3 separate regions of the Homo sapiens genome follow, and regions 1 and 2 are each linked to region 3. The links are chromatin contacts, found by Hi-C in ENCODE. All regions are on one chromosome and are shown on one strand. Each heading gives the region's core, a stretch centred on a gene start or an enhancer-like site at or near the end of the contact. The rest is flanking DNA. Distances are from core to core; before and after follow the strand shown.

Region 1 (4,225 bases), core at 1,704-4,203, 3.8 Mb before region 3:
AAAGTCACACGTAATTTTCAATCAATTATTTTTTGTTCCTAGCAAGCAGCATTAATTGCTGCTCTCATCCCAGTTCTACGGAGCTCTCCCTCCATTCGCATGCTCCCAACTCCTAAAAAGTAGTGGTAAAACCCAGTTCAGATTTTTTTCCTGTAGTTTTCATGACTCGTAAAAATTAAAGAAAAAATTAACTGAAATGATCAAACTAGCTCCTATGAGACACAAAGCAGTCTTTTGAAATGGTTACTTGTCACGATAGTTATTTTCATTTTTTCAGCTAGTTTTTATTCTTAATTGTCGTCAGCACATAGGTTATCTCTAAACTGAAATTACGGATAATGTACATTTATAACAAGTTTTACAAATCACTAACAAAAAGCAAAAACTCATTACTTACCTCACAATTTATCCAAACTTACCCGATGTCCACTATCGATTTTAAACAATGTTATTTTATAAACGTGCTTAGGGTCAAAGAAAATAACCAGGTAGACCCCCTTCGCTTGAGACCTTATGCTTATCAATGTAATGTTCAACCAAGATTGCAAACAAAATGAGAAAAGTAACAAAGTTCAAATACAGAGCGGCCCAGGCCCAAAACAGTTTTGCACATCAATCCATACGCATTACAGGAAGGAGCCTCTGAAGCCATGTTTTAATCGAAGTATAACTAAGGACAAAATCGTTATTTCACTTTCCTCGTAATCATCTATAAAGGTCCATGGATCTGTCCCGTAAGGGTTAAACTTCTCAGTAACAACATTACTTAAAATGAGTCAGCTCTACAACTTAAACGGAATCCTTAAGAACAGTAAAGGATTCTGACGCGAATATCCCTCCCCCGCCCAGAAAACCACCTTCGTCCCTGCCCCTCGTGGCCGATGGCTTCCAATTTATGTTTATTTTGCCGCGGTTCATCTGTCGTTTTACTGACTGCAGACCCAGATAAAACCGTTACTCAAAGGAAAAAAAAGACAGGAAAAACATAAAATGGTTTCTTTGTCCTACGGCTCGCATTGAACCCGGCCCGACGCCCTGGGTGGTGATATCTTCTCTGAAACCGGGCCCGCAAACCCGGAGCACCCCCCCTCCCCGCTCTTCGGTGTGGCTTCCGAACGCAATGGCGCCATTTCATCGAGGGGAAGGCTGAGCGCCTTTAATGAGGTGCGCAGGACTCTAAAGATCCAAGCTCACAAAACACTCCAAATCCACCTCGAAACGATATGAAAACAGCCCGAGAAGAAAAAAAAATAGTTAACCACTTCTACTTCTTGATAGAGAAAGCACACTAAGAAAATAAAAGAGTTATAAGGAAAACGCTGAGAGGAAGGCGAGCCATGAAAATGGCGGCCGCCAAATCCGGTTCCCGGGAGAGAGGGGGAGGGGAAGCTCCGCAGCCTCGCTCACGAGGACCTGCTGCCCGCCGAAACGCTCGCCGAGGAGACGCCGTGGCCCCCGAAGCAGCGTGCTTTAGAAAGGGAATAAGAATTCCCGCCTCCGCGCCCCACTTTCACCCCAGCGGGGCAGCGTCCGCCATGTGAAAGCTCCCCATCCCCCACCCCCAGTGAAGGGAAATGGCGCCGGGAGGCTGAGGGTGGGGAAGCTGTTTGTACGCTCAGGCCTCCGCTCAAGACCCCGTTCATAAACCTTAAGCCCCACTGCTACTGAATTGGTCCGATTTCCTGCCTCTCTCCCACGGAGGCGGCTGGCCGACTTCCACTGAGGCGCCAACGGCCTCGCCATGCCCTTTTCAATAACTCATTGATTTCAAACCCGTTACCTCCATCGCGGACTCAGTCGCTTCAGCCCGATTTCCCGCAGCCGAGCGAGATGAGAGAGATCTCCGCGGACGAACACGAACCGGACTCGTCCTGGCGCTGTAGTGAGAACTGCCGCTGCTCGAGAAACAACTCTGCGAGGAGCACCTCCGCACGGGACCCGGCGCTGCTGCTACTGCCGCTAGAGCCGCTGCCGCCGCTTTTCTAGAACCTTCCCCCCCACTAACGCGTCTTCCGCTACGTCAGGCCGTCGCGTAAACGCCCTATCCGCCGCCAATGGCGGGAAGGCTCTACGCCCCACCTTACGCCAAATGCGTACTCCTCCCACCCTTGCGGCCAGAGACAGTACCCGACGTTACTTCCGTAAATGCGCTCAATGAATTGCGGAAGGCTAGAGTCCTGCTAGTTACTACCTCTTGGAATAGGGTCCCGCCCCCTGCCTTGGCGCAAGGCAGGTGAGAAACGGTCGCGCAGTTTGAAATTAACGCCGACGGGAGGGGCTTAATCCGCAGCCTGGAGATCCAGCCCCCTCAACCCGGGAGGTGGTCCCTGCAGTTACGCCAATGATAACCCCCGCCAGAAAAATCTTAGTAGCCTTCCCTTTTTGTTTTCCGTGCCCCAACTCGGCGGATTGACTCGGCCCCTTCCGGAAACACCCGAATCAACTTCTAGTCAAATTATTGTTCACGCCGCAATGACCCACCCCTGGCCCGCGTCTGTGGAACTGACCCCTGGTGTACAGGAGAGTTCGCTGCTGAAAGTGGTCCCAAAGGGGTACTAGTTTTTAAGCTCCCAACTCCCCCTCCCCCAGCGTCTGGAGGATTCCACACCCTCGCACCGCAGGGGCGAGGAAGTGGGCGGAGTCCGGTTTTGGCGCCAGCCGCTGAGGCTGCCAAGCAGAAAAGCCACCGCTGAGGAGACTCCGGTCACTGTCCTCGCCCCGCCTCCCCCTTCCCTCCCCTTGGGGACCACCGGGCGCCACGCCGCGAACGGTAAGTGCCGCGGTCGTCGGCGCCTCCGCCCTCCCCCTAGGGCCCCAATTCCCAGCGGGCGCGGCGCGCGGCCCCTCCCCCCGCCGGGCGCGCGCCCGCTGCCCCGCCCTTCGTGGCCGCCCGGCGTGGGCGGTGCCACCCCTCCCCCCGGCGGCCCCGCGCGCAGCTCCCGGCTCCCTCCCCCTTCGGATGTGGCTTGAGCTGTAGGCGCGGAGGGCCGGAGACGCTGCAGACCCGCGACCCGGAGCAGCTCGGAGGCGGTGAAGTCGGTGGCTTTCCTTCTCTCTAGCTCTCGCTCGCTGGTGGTGCTTCAGATGCCACACGCGTCCCGGGGGCCCGGTTCTCCGCTCCCCTCCCCTCCCCTTCTCGCCGGACCCCGCGCCGGGAGCTGCGGGAAGGAGTGGAGGGTCGGGCGGTGGCCTCGCGGCTGGCCTGGCGCGCGGCCAGCGCCGGTAGTTAGTGGGGGGACTGCTCTGCCCTCGAGGGGGTAGGGAGCTGTGGCGACGGTTGCCCCATTTCGAGACAAAGCGCATTTCCCCCTCCCCTCCCCCACCCGCGTTCCGGCGGAGGCGCCCCCTCCCCCAGCCGCCACGCGGGGCTGGGTCGAGACTTGGGCCTCCCGGAGGGCGGCGCGTGGTCCCGCGTCCGCGAGGCCTGGCGGCGCGCGGCCGGCTGTCCCGAGGCTGCGGCGACCGCCCAGTTAACGTGGCCGCCGCGGGGGTAGGCGCGTGCGGTGTGGCGCAGTGCCCTTGAGCCCCCGTGCCGCGGCCTTTGTTTCTCCCCGCGGATGCGCTGACCACGAGGCCCGCGCTCCCGGGTGGGGGCGGGCACCCGCGCTTAGGCCTCTGGACGCCGGGCTTCAGCGGCGGGGGTCGGGAGCGGGTGTTTGCAAGAGGTGATTCTTTTTTCAAAGTGTCACGAAACGGGGTTGAAGCATCTTAAGTTTTTTCCTTTTGTTATTTAATTACCGATTGGAAAGAGGGAGGGTTTCTGAGCAGAAACCAAGTTGGGATTGCAGAACAGAGAAGATTCACAGTGCTTTACCGTTGTGAGTTGTTTGGGTAATCGTGCCTGGTTTTAAACCGAAAGGATTGTCCTTTAAAAATGGAACATGGACTTTATTATAAATGGGACTTAGATTGGAAAAGACATTGGTCCCCTATTTTAAGCCATGTGAAGCTGTTTTAGGTACCAGGATCCCCAGTAAAGTCTTTCTAGACTCACATGGTTAGGACACGTACTTAAGTACATCATAAGCAATGTAGGTAGGAGCGCAGATCTACTCTGGATTTGTATTCACGTTTGAAATGTGCGCTCTCTACTTGGGGGTTGGAATCCAAACAGAATTTGTATTTAGTTACCTTTTTTGTGTCATGCAAACTTACCTTAACTGTCATGCATTTTTCTAGTAATAGCTCTTCAAGTCTGCAATAAAAAATGGCCTCCAACAAAACT
Region 2 (4,476 bases), core at 1,378-3,877, 3.2 Mb before region 3:
TCTTCTCTACCTTGGAATTCTAGCATAGTACCATGCATTCTAAGAGCACTCAACTGTTAACTACAACACCATTACCAATATCTCCTCAGTTTCAAAGAAATAGACTAAATAAGCCAGCAATATCTCTAATATTCAAACCAATATAAATACTTCTATAATGTTACTCTAAATCTAGTCATATACTATTACCCAATACACTTGAATTATGAAAAGAATCATGTACAATGCTAACAATATTTTTAGATGAAATACATGAAACAATTGCTGACAGCATCTATTCTTGAAGCGTTCTCTACCTCAAAAAAGATTTTAATTACAGTCAAACATAAAATGTTAGCAACTTTCCAAATAAGTTTTTTTAAAACCTGAAAAACACTGATTTGTTAAATTTCTTTAAACATAAATACGCCCCAACTCACTTCCATACTTCTTGAAAATATCCTCTGAAAATAAAGTGTAATCCAAATTTCCAATTCCAAAAGTTTTAATTGTAATATTTTTTAATACTTCATGTGTGTTTTAATATGTGATTTGCTTTAATAATATAAAATAGTGAAAATGTCAATAAAATGACTTAAAATAATTTCAGATGCTATGCTAGTATATTACCTGACTAAAGAGAGAAGGCAGAAATATATTGGAAGTTAGCATTGGCAGATAATTTAAATATGTAATTTTGAGTTTTTAGTTAAATTACACAAATAAGGGCCACAGGAAATACTTGTGATCTATGGGGATAAGAGAATAAAGGTTCTCATGACCTACATATCATATTATCTGTGATTTATGATTATGGATCCAAATAACAAACTGTACTATGGGAGGTACCAAGCTTTAAAACATGCACCCAGAGGTCTATATGTTATTTCTTAAATTCAAAAATACAGACATAGAATATCCTGAAAATGGTTTCATCTATTTTTGGAATAATGATAAACATTTTTCTGCGCTGGTTATTACAATAATATTCTGAACAAACAATTCCAGCATTGTAAAAACAAAAAATGTTAAGTGTAGTAAAACAAAATCAGTAGTCATGTGATGCAATAAAGCTGCCTGAAGTCAGTCTTTAGACTTCTTTAACTATTTCCCTTAGTGGTACCCGTTAATGACAACAAGCATTTCTTAGAGTGAAAGACTATCCCACCACAAATGCATTCAACATACTGTACCATAATCATACAAACATAAGTCTACATTCATACACTTAATATTACACTACCATATTAATAATGCCAAGCACCAAAATTGAATGACAGAATATTAGGAGATTTGGACTCACATTGCTATAGGAGTAACATATAAAATGTGTCATCAAATGTCACATTTTAGATGACATTGCTTTTTAAGAGCTAGAATAAGCAATCTGTAATCTAGTTATTCATAAGCAATACTGAGAGATAAATATTTTATAGACATCTAAAACTAAAAATCAAAATTCAGTTTCCAGAATTCTGACGTACACAAGACAAAATAAATGATGGTTGAAATTCCAGAACATTGAGATAGGTAAGATTTGTGCTACCTTAAAAACATATATTTTCTACCTTGTACAGAAATATAAATTATTGGTTCTTAGTGAACATACACACCTCCGTATCCAGTAAATTAATGAACTAGTAGTGGATTCATAATGCTACTGAAGAACCACGTTTTTAGCTCCTAAAATAAGTTCCTATAAATGGTAATGTAAAACTGAAAAAGGGAAGATAAGGGTACAAAGATGAAGTACTTTCATCGTGTCACACAGGAAGTAGAACTTTAACATATCCTTCCTTTTTTGCTTTAATATATTACTGAGGCTGGGGACAAGTGGCCATTTGAGAACCAGACCTTCTTCAAAAGTCTTAAACGTGAGTGAGCTGAATGTTTAAGAAAAACGGGAGTTTTAGAAATGACAAACTCTTTCACCCCATAACCCCTAACACCTGTGGCTCTGACAGCTCTTTGCATCTCTACATCCTCTACCTCCATTGGCCAGACCACCCAAGAACTACTTATTTGACTTCTGCTCCCTTCTGCTTGCTCACGCAGCATTCATTATCATTATCATTCTCTCTCCCTCTTCCACTCTTCCTCCCCCGCCCTTCTGTCACACACACACACACACACACACACACACCGTCTTCACAATGCACATAGAAACGTCCTGATCCCATTTGTGTAGATCACCAAAAAGGGCTTCGCCACCATCCCCGCACCAAATTTCAACACACACGTCCACTCCCTTTCTGAGACAAAACAACCCCTCTCCTCTCCTCCCTGTGCCGACCCCACTGGCTAGAAGACGTGGGAAGCGCGGGGAGGGAGGATAAGGGCTCTGAATGCTTCTGTCCCCACCGGCTCACCGTTCCCTCGCCCCCGCCCCGACAGCATTATCGCCGCCTTCCCGCTCTTTACCTGCCAACAGGTTCCTAATTTCCTCAGGGAGGGGGTAGGGAGAGGAGGTGCTGCTGGGGTTGGGCATGTTAGGGAGCGCAGGGCGTGCGGGGAAAGGACCTGCGCTGAAAAGGTGACCGACGGGGTGGGGCTGCGGCTGCGACCTAGACTCAGGCTAGCGGCCCGGATTAAGAACAGCGGGGCTACGAGTCGGGACACTGCCGGGCCGGGGCTCACAACAAGGAAGTCACTGAATCTCCAGCGAGCTGCAGCTGGACTGTCGGCCCAGCCCCGCCCAGAGGGCCGGGGCGGGGAGATGGGTGGGAAGGGACACGAAGGGCCTGAGGGGTCCAACTGCGCATGTGTATTCCTCGGTTTTCCCGGCCCCAGAAGAAAGAGCCTGTGGGCAAGCCACGCCCACCGCTACGCCGGGAAGCAGGAGGAGGAGCCACTGGTGGGAAGGGGGCGGACTGAGGCTGCGTCACCTGATGCTGCGTCACCTGATCCAGCGTCCGGAGCGCCTTACAGCCATTTTCGGTACTGGTGCCATCACAACTGCTGATCGTTTCTGCAGGATTCCAGAAAATAATGTATCCATGATACAGAGTGTATACAAGTTTTGCGATTACGCCTTCTGCGTAACAGTCAGTCCCACCGCAGTTTAACCCACAAGGAATTTTCTCTTGTCCTAAACTATTATGGCCTTCTTTGTCCGATTGAACGGAGGTAACGAAGTCTCGTCTTCCGCCAGTCGTCCGGGCGAAGCCAGTCTGGAGCCGCTCCGGAGCGCGCGTTGTGATTGGCTCTTACATTACTTTTCTACCTAATTCGTATCCTTGGGGTGACAGATTTTCCCCACTACAAGGAAGACTGGGAAGTTCTAAGCACCGTCCTTTGGCAGGAAAAAACAAACAAAACAAAACAAAAAAACAGAAGGCCGAATAGACATTGGCACCACTGTCCATCTACAAGCATCAAAAATAAAATTGCTGGTGGTGGTTAGTAGAATAAAATTATAAAATCTGCTCACTCCAACTTGACCATTTAGTCAACAAATACTTACTGTCTTCTATCTGTAAAGCTTCTTAAAAGTTTTCTCTTTTAAAAAAAATGGCTTCTTTAAAACCTTTAACAGGCATACATCTTTGTGCTTCCCAGATATTGCATTTTTTAACAAATTGAAGGTTTGTGGCAACCCTGCATCAAGCAAATCTGTGGGCGCCATTTTTCCAAAAGCATGTGCTCAGTTCATGTCTCTGTCACATTTTGGTGATTCTAACAATATTTCAAACTTTTTCATTATTATTGTATATGTTATGGTGATCTTTGAAGTTACTATTATAATTACTTTGGGACATCACAAACAGCACCCATATAAGACAGCGACTGTAATCCATAAATGTGTGTGTTCTGACTGCTCTACCAACCCTATACCTTCCTCCATATCTCTCCCTCTCTTGGGCCTCCCCATTCCTTGAGACACAACAATATTGACATTAAGCCAATTAATAACCCTACGATGGCCTCTGAGTGTTCCAGTAAAAGAATCATTTTACTTTAAATCAAAAGCTTACTTTAAATCAAAAGCTAGAAATGATTAAGCTTAGTGAGGAAGGCATATTGAAAGCCGAGACAGACCAAAAGCTAGGGCTCTTGCACCAAACAGCCAGGTAGTGAATGCAAGGGAAAAGTCCTTGAAGGAAAGTAAAAATGCTACTCCAGTGAACACACGAATGATAAGAAAGCGAAGGAGGCTTATTGCTGGTAAAGAAACGTTTTCATGTTCTGGATAGAAGATCAAACCAGACATAACATTCCCTTAAGCCAACGCCTAATCGAGTGCAAGGCCCTAACTCTCTTCAAGTCTACGAAGGCTGAGAGGTAAAGAAGCTGCAGAAGAAAAGTTGGAAGTTAGCAGAGGTTGGTTCATGATGTTTAAGGAAATAAGCCATCTTCAGAGCATAAAATTGTAAGGTGAAGCAGCAAATGCTGGTGAAGCAGCTGCAGCAAGTTATCAAAAAGATCTAGCTAAGGCCAGGTGCAGTGGCTCATGCCTGTAATCCTAGCACTTTGGGAGGATGAGGCGGGCGGATCATG
Region 3 (4,223 bases), core at 1,681-4,180:
CCTTTTATAAAACCATCAGATCTCGTGAGACTTATTTACTATCACAAGGAGAACAGCATGGGAAAAACCTGCCCTCATGATTCGATTACCTCCCACCAGGTCCCTTCCACAACATGTGGGGATTATGGTAGCTACAATTTAAGATGAGAATTGGGTGGGGCCATAGCGGAACCCTATCAACTGGGGACGAGGGAAATAGAATGTCCTGGCTCATGAGTTGAAGAGAGTCTAGCCTAGGAAAACCAACCTGCCGAACTACATACAGGGAGGCTTAAGGGCTGAGTAATGCCTGATCCCTACCTAGCTCCCTTTCAGTGCAATAAGGAAAATATTCTATTCAAGGATATCTTGTAGGTGAGAAAAAGAAGTCACTGTACTACGCTTCATGAGTACCATGGTTACTAAATCTGGGTAATGCCATTTTTTCCTGTAATTTTGCCCAATGATCAAAGTAACAAAATGCCAACTGTAGAAAATTTGGGAAGGCTAGAAATGAAAAAAGAAGCAGGAAACATTCTACTACTCATCACTGACTACAATTTTAGCACAGTTCTTCTTAGGGCTAAGCAATTTATCCCATAGGCTATGGTTCTAGAGATGGCAAACGTGCTTACAAACTGATCATTTGATGGTATTTCTTTTTCTTCAGAGCGGAGTCTCGCTCTGTTGCCCAGGCTGGAGTGCAGCGGCGCAATCTTGGCTCACTGCAGCCTCCGCCTCCTGGGTTCAAGCGATTCTCCTGCCTCAGCCTCCTGAGTAGCTGGGATTACAGGTGCCCACCACGCCCAGATAACTTTTGTATTTTTAGTAGAGACGGGGTTTCACCATGTTGGCCAGGATGGTCTCAAACTCCTGACCTCGCGATCTGCCTGCCTCGGCCTCCCAAAGTGCTGGGATTACAGGCGTGAGCCACCACGCCCAGCCAATTTGATGGTATTTCTTCATGAAGTTTACAGTTAGCAGCTTCTGACCATTTACATGGAGGCTGCATGATAACAGTCCCCTCATCAGGTATTAGAACTTAGTAGCAAACTGCTAAATAATATTCCATGGCTACCACCAAAGTCAGCACAGGTTTTTGGTTCAGAAATCTGAAAGAAGTCAGGCTGAGTCTAAAAGAGATCAGACTAAAAATAACAATATAACTGAATTTTCAAAATGCAAATCACATCATTTAATATCCACCGTGGCACTCACCTAGTTGACAAGAAGAAAGGGCTGTTGAGAATTCTAAGGCAAGCCATTTTTCTGGAACTTTTTCCCAGGGCTAACAGTTTAGAGAAGAGCCCCATTCATTTCCCCAACCCTCAAGACAGACCAGGTCTGAATGCCCAGTAAAGGCAGTTTATTAGAAAATCAGGTGGAGGATGGGCTATGAAGATTTACTGTTTTAATTCATGTTATTCCCTCTACCTACAACATCCTTCCCTACTTTCCCCCTGGAAACCTCCACCCATCTTCCAAGGTTCATTTCAATTATGGTCTCTGGGAAGTCTTTCCCTTTCCCCACCCCATGGAGCCTAACTACTTCAGGCCCAGTTACGCTTTGCTAGCACTTTGAATATTCTGTACCCTATATCATTGCATTATTTACTTGTCTTTCTCCCACCTGTAGATGGTGTATACTGTTAGAGGACAAGAACCTGCTTCTAGCCATCTTTGCGTCTCCAGGACCTGACTTGTGACCATTCAATAAGAGTTTGATAGATGGACAGACTAATGAATAGATGAAGATGATTAGAAGCCAAAATTTCTGAATCTTCCTAGCACCCAGAACATGGCTTAACATCAAGGAAATGCTCACTAAATACTGTCATAATGGAATGAATGGAACCGATGCCTAATTGAAAATCATTAGGCTGTAAACCATTTCCATGTTCCAATTTCTTCGTTTATAGAACAGAAATGATAGTGTAACCACCTGAAAATCCTTCACCTAGACTTCCAAAACCACACCCACCTCATCAATGAAGTCTGACTCTCTAGAAAGAAGCAAATGACTGAAATCATGGTCCTGTGCCTTGACCAAAATACCATTCGTCAGAACAAAAGAAGTAGGTCAGTGAAACGGCATTAGTATATCCTTCAACAGGCAAATAAGTGATAGTGTAGTTTGCTTTTGAAGTCGCTGTGAAAAGTTTTAGGTGAACATCACCTACACCACATTAAAAATGGAATCAAGTCATTTTCTTTAAGAAATGGAGTTTGAGATATGAGAATTCTTTTGGGCTTTTTCTACTTATTGGCCAATTATACACCCAGATATATTTCTGCAATATTTCAAAGATTCTAGTTCTAATTTGTATAATAAAAAAAATTAACAGCCTTTTCCAGACCACATGTTTCCAACAAGACCTTCAAAGGCCTCGCTCGCTATATAAAACTGGCTTTAAACAATTTCCTTTCCCAAAGAAGGAAATAAGATATTTCGGTTTTGTAAAAGAGGCAAAACCAGGTACAGGCCACCTTTCCTGCTGGAGAGCTGGCATAAGTGAGTGGATTCTTAATTACTATTTTACCTGCGGGGCATAATTACTTACGTGGAGTGAAATAAGGAGCCGTCCTTTTCTAAGTAGCCTTCATAGTGGACCAACATCAAATCCCCTCCTTTGGTCTTGCGATGGCAGATGAATGGCTTCTGGAGAACTTCAATTTTCACTTCTGGTTCAGGGATCAAAGCCCCAATCAAAGAAGTGACGAACAGAGTCAAGACCGCGTTCCACAAGAAAAGCCTCATGTTGCTGAAGCAAGGAAAGAAGTCCCTACAAAAGCAGCGAAAGGTCCCTCGACTTCATAGATTTAAGAACGTAGTTCAAGGCTTACGGACAAGGGCTTCAGACAAGTTCAGGACTCCCCCTTCTTAGAAGACGTGGCACATTTACCACCAACTCTTTTCTCAAGGGTCACGAACCTACCTTTAAAGAGTTAAGCCCAAATGCCGGCCTGACTGGCTCTTATAACGCGGCCGCCTGGGAATAGCAGCCTCCCATTGGCTATTGGTGCTGTCCTTCAGGCAGCTCTCAAGCCAATGACGCTGCAACGATGGAATTTACAGCCCGGTAGAGCCGGGCAGCTGCCAAGCGGCGGATCATCCCTTGTGGTCCTAGAGCCCGGTGGATTTCAGCATTCAACCAGCGTGGATTTTGGGAGAGGGGCGGGGCGCAGAGCCAACCGGAAACTCCTCCGGCTGATTTATCTCTGTGAAGAACCCTGCTGAGAGACGTAGGAAGAGTCCCGGGGCCCTATGAAATCTTCGGGGTTCCAGGAAAGACTCGTTTACTCTCGCCGTTGGAGAGCGGCCCCCCAAGATGCCACAATCCTAGGATTTTGCTATTGCTTATAAACTGTAAAGACTGACATACTGCTTGAGGGTTCACAAAGCGCGTTCCCGTTGCATGAACCTCACTACACCCAGTAAGGCAGGTTCTTTTTTCCCATTTAAAAGAGAAGTAAATTTACACCAGGAGATATTAACTGTCCTGCTTAAGGTTGTTTGGCCCCGAAGCAAATGAGCTCTGCCTTCAAACCAGGTCTGATTCATTCCACAGCACCACGTCATGTTATGGCTGCTAATAATTTATCCCTTAAGTTACCTTACAGGGTAAATAATGAGTTTCGACTTGCAGACTTCCGCTTTAAAGAAGAAATGGTAATCATGGTTACGAATTACACAGCCTCATCGTAGTTTACATTTTCTAGTTTTACATTTTTTGCCTAAGTTCAAAAGTAATGCATGTTCATTGAAGTCATTTTGGAAGAAATTGGAAAGCACTAAAGTAAGATTTCCAGATAATATTGGGGAGTCGAATCAAGTTGGAATTTCAGATACATAACGAATAATGGTTTTGCATTTTTATTTACTAAATCAGGCAACTTTAAAGAAAAAGAAAGCTCGCCGATACCACCACCAGCCGCAAACAATCCTCTTAATATTTTGGTGCATGCTTCTGTGACATATACTTAAAGCGATTTAAATCGTATTGTAGTCTTTTCTCACCTCCTCTTTCCACTTAATCTGTAGTTAACATTTTTTCTGGTCTAATAACCTTAACACAGTGCATATCCGCACTCTATGTGCATAGGAATCCCCCTGAAGATCTTGTTTAAAATGCAGATTTTGATCTGGAGGTCTGGGGTGGGTGCAAGATTCTGCATTTCTAACAAGCTCTTAGGTGATGTCAGTGCTCCGGGTCAGTAGATCAACACTTCCATAGTGAGACCTT

Evidence for each region. A loop is a pair of places that touch in the nucleus more often than their neighbours do. Pooled maps may share reads with other maps.
Region 1: a map of natural killer cell shows a loop between it and region 3 (11-fold over the local background). The contact joins the promoter of CBX3 here to the promoter of FKBP14 in region 3. A Hi-C loop is called at or near these places in 2 of 168 maps with a recorded cell type or tissue (naive thymus-derived CD4-positive, alpha-beta T cell and natural killer cell), 1 of 37 single-sample maps with no recorded cell type and 11 of 50 pooled maps.
Region 2: a loop to region 3 is called in a map of CD8-positive, alpha-beta T cell, with 18 times the contacts of the local background. The contact joins the promoter of SKAP2 here to the promoter of FKBP14 in region 3. A Hi-C loop is called at or near these places in 2 of 168 maps with a recorded cell type or tissue (CD8-positive, alpha-beta T cell and naive thymus-derived CD4-positive, alpha-beta T cell), 1 of 37 single-sample maps with no recorded cell type and 9 of 50 pooled maps.

The regions. Positions count from the first base shown.
Region 1 is chr7:26,198,792-26,203,016 of GRCh38, forward strand. CBX3 (chromobox 3) reads left to right here and starts at 2,954. Exons shown (of 6, transcript NM_016587.4): 1 at 2,954-3,035; 2 at 4,180-4,225. The coding sequence starts at 4,208. It overlaps HNRNPA2B1 (heterogeneous nuclear ribonucleoprotein A2/B1), which reads right to left and starts at 1,955. Exons shown (of 11, transcript NM_002137.4): 1 at 1,781-1,955. The coding sequence starts at 1,786. RefSeq lists enhancers at 397-1,370, 1,279-1,398, 1,371-2,343, 1,509-1,898 and a silencer at 2,839-3,658.
Region 2 is chr7:26,861,963-26,866,438 of GRCh38, forward strand. It overlaps SKAP2 (src kinase associated phosphoprotein 2), which reads right to left and starts at 2,628. Exons shown (of 13, transcript NM_003930.5): 1 at 2,401-2,628. The coding sequence starts at 2,467. RefSeq lists an enhancer at 2,866-3,195.
Region 3 is chr7:30,023,772-30,027,994 of GRCh38, forward strand. It overlaps FKBP14 (FKBP prolyl isomerase 14), which reads right to left and starts at 2,931. Exons shown (of 4, transcript NM_017946.4): 1 at 2,541-2,931. The coding sequence starts at 2,737. FKBP14-AS1 (FKBP14 antisense RNA 1) reads left to right here. Exons shown (of 3, transcript NR_187577.1): 3 at 1,616-3,470. RefSeq lists an enhancer at 3,187-3,336.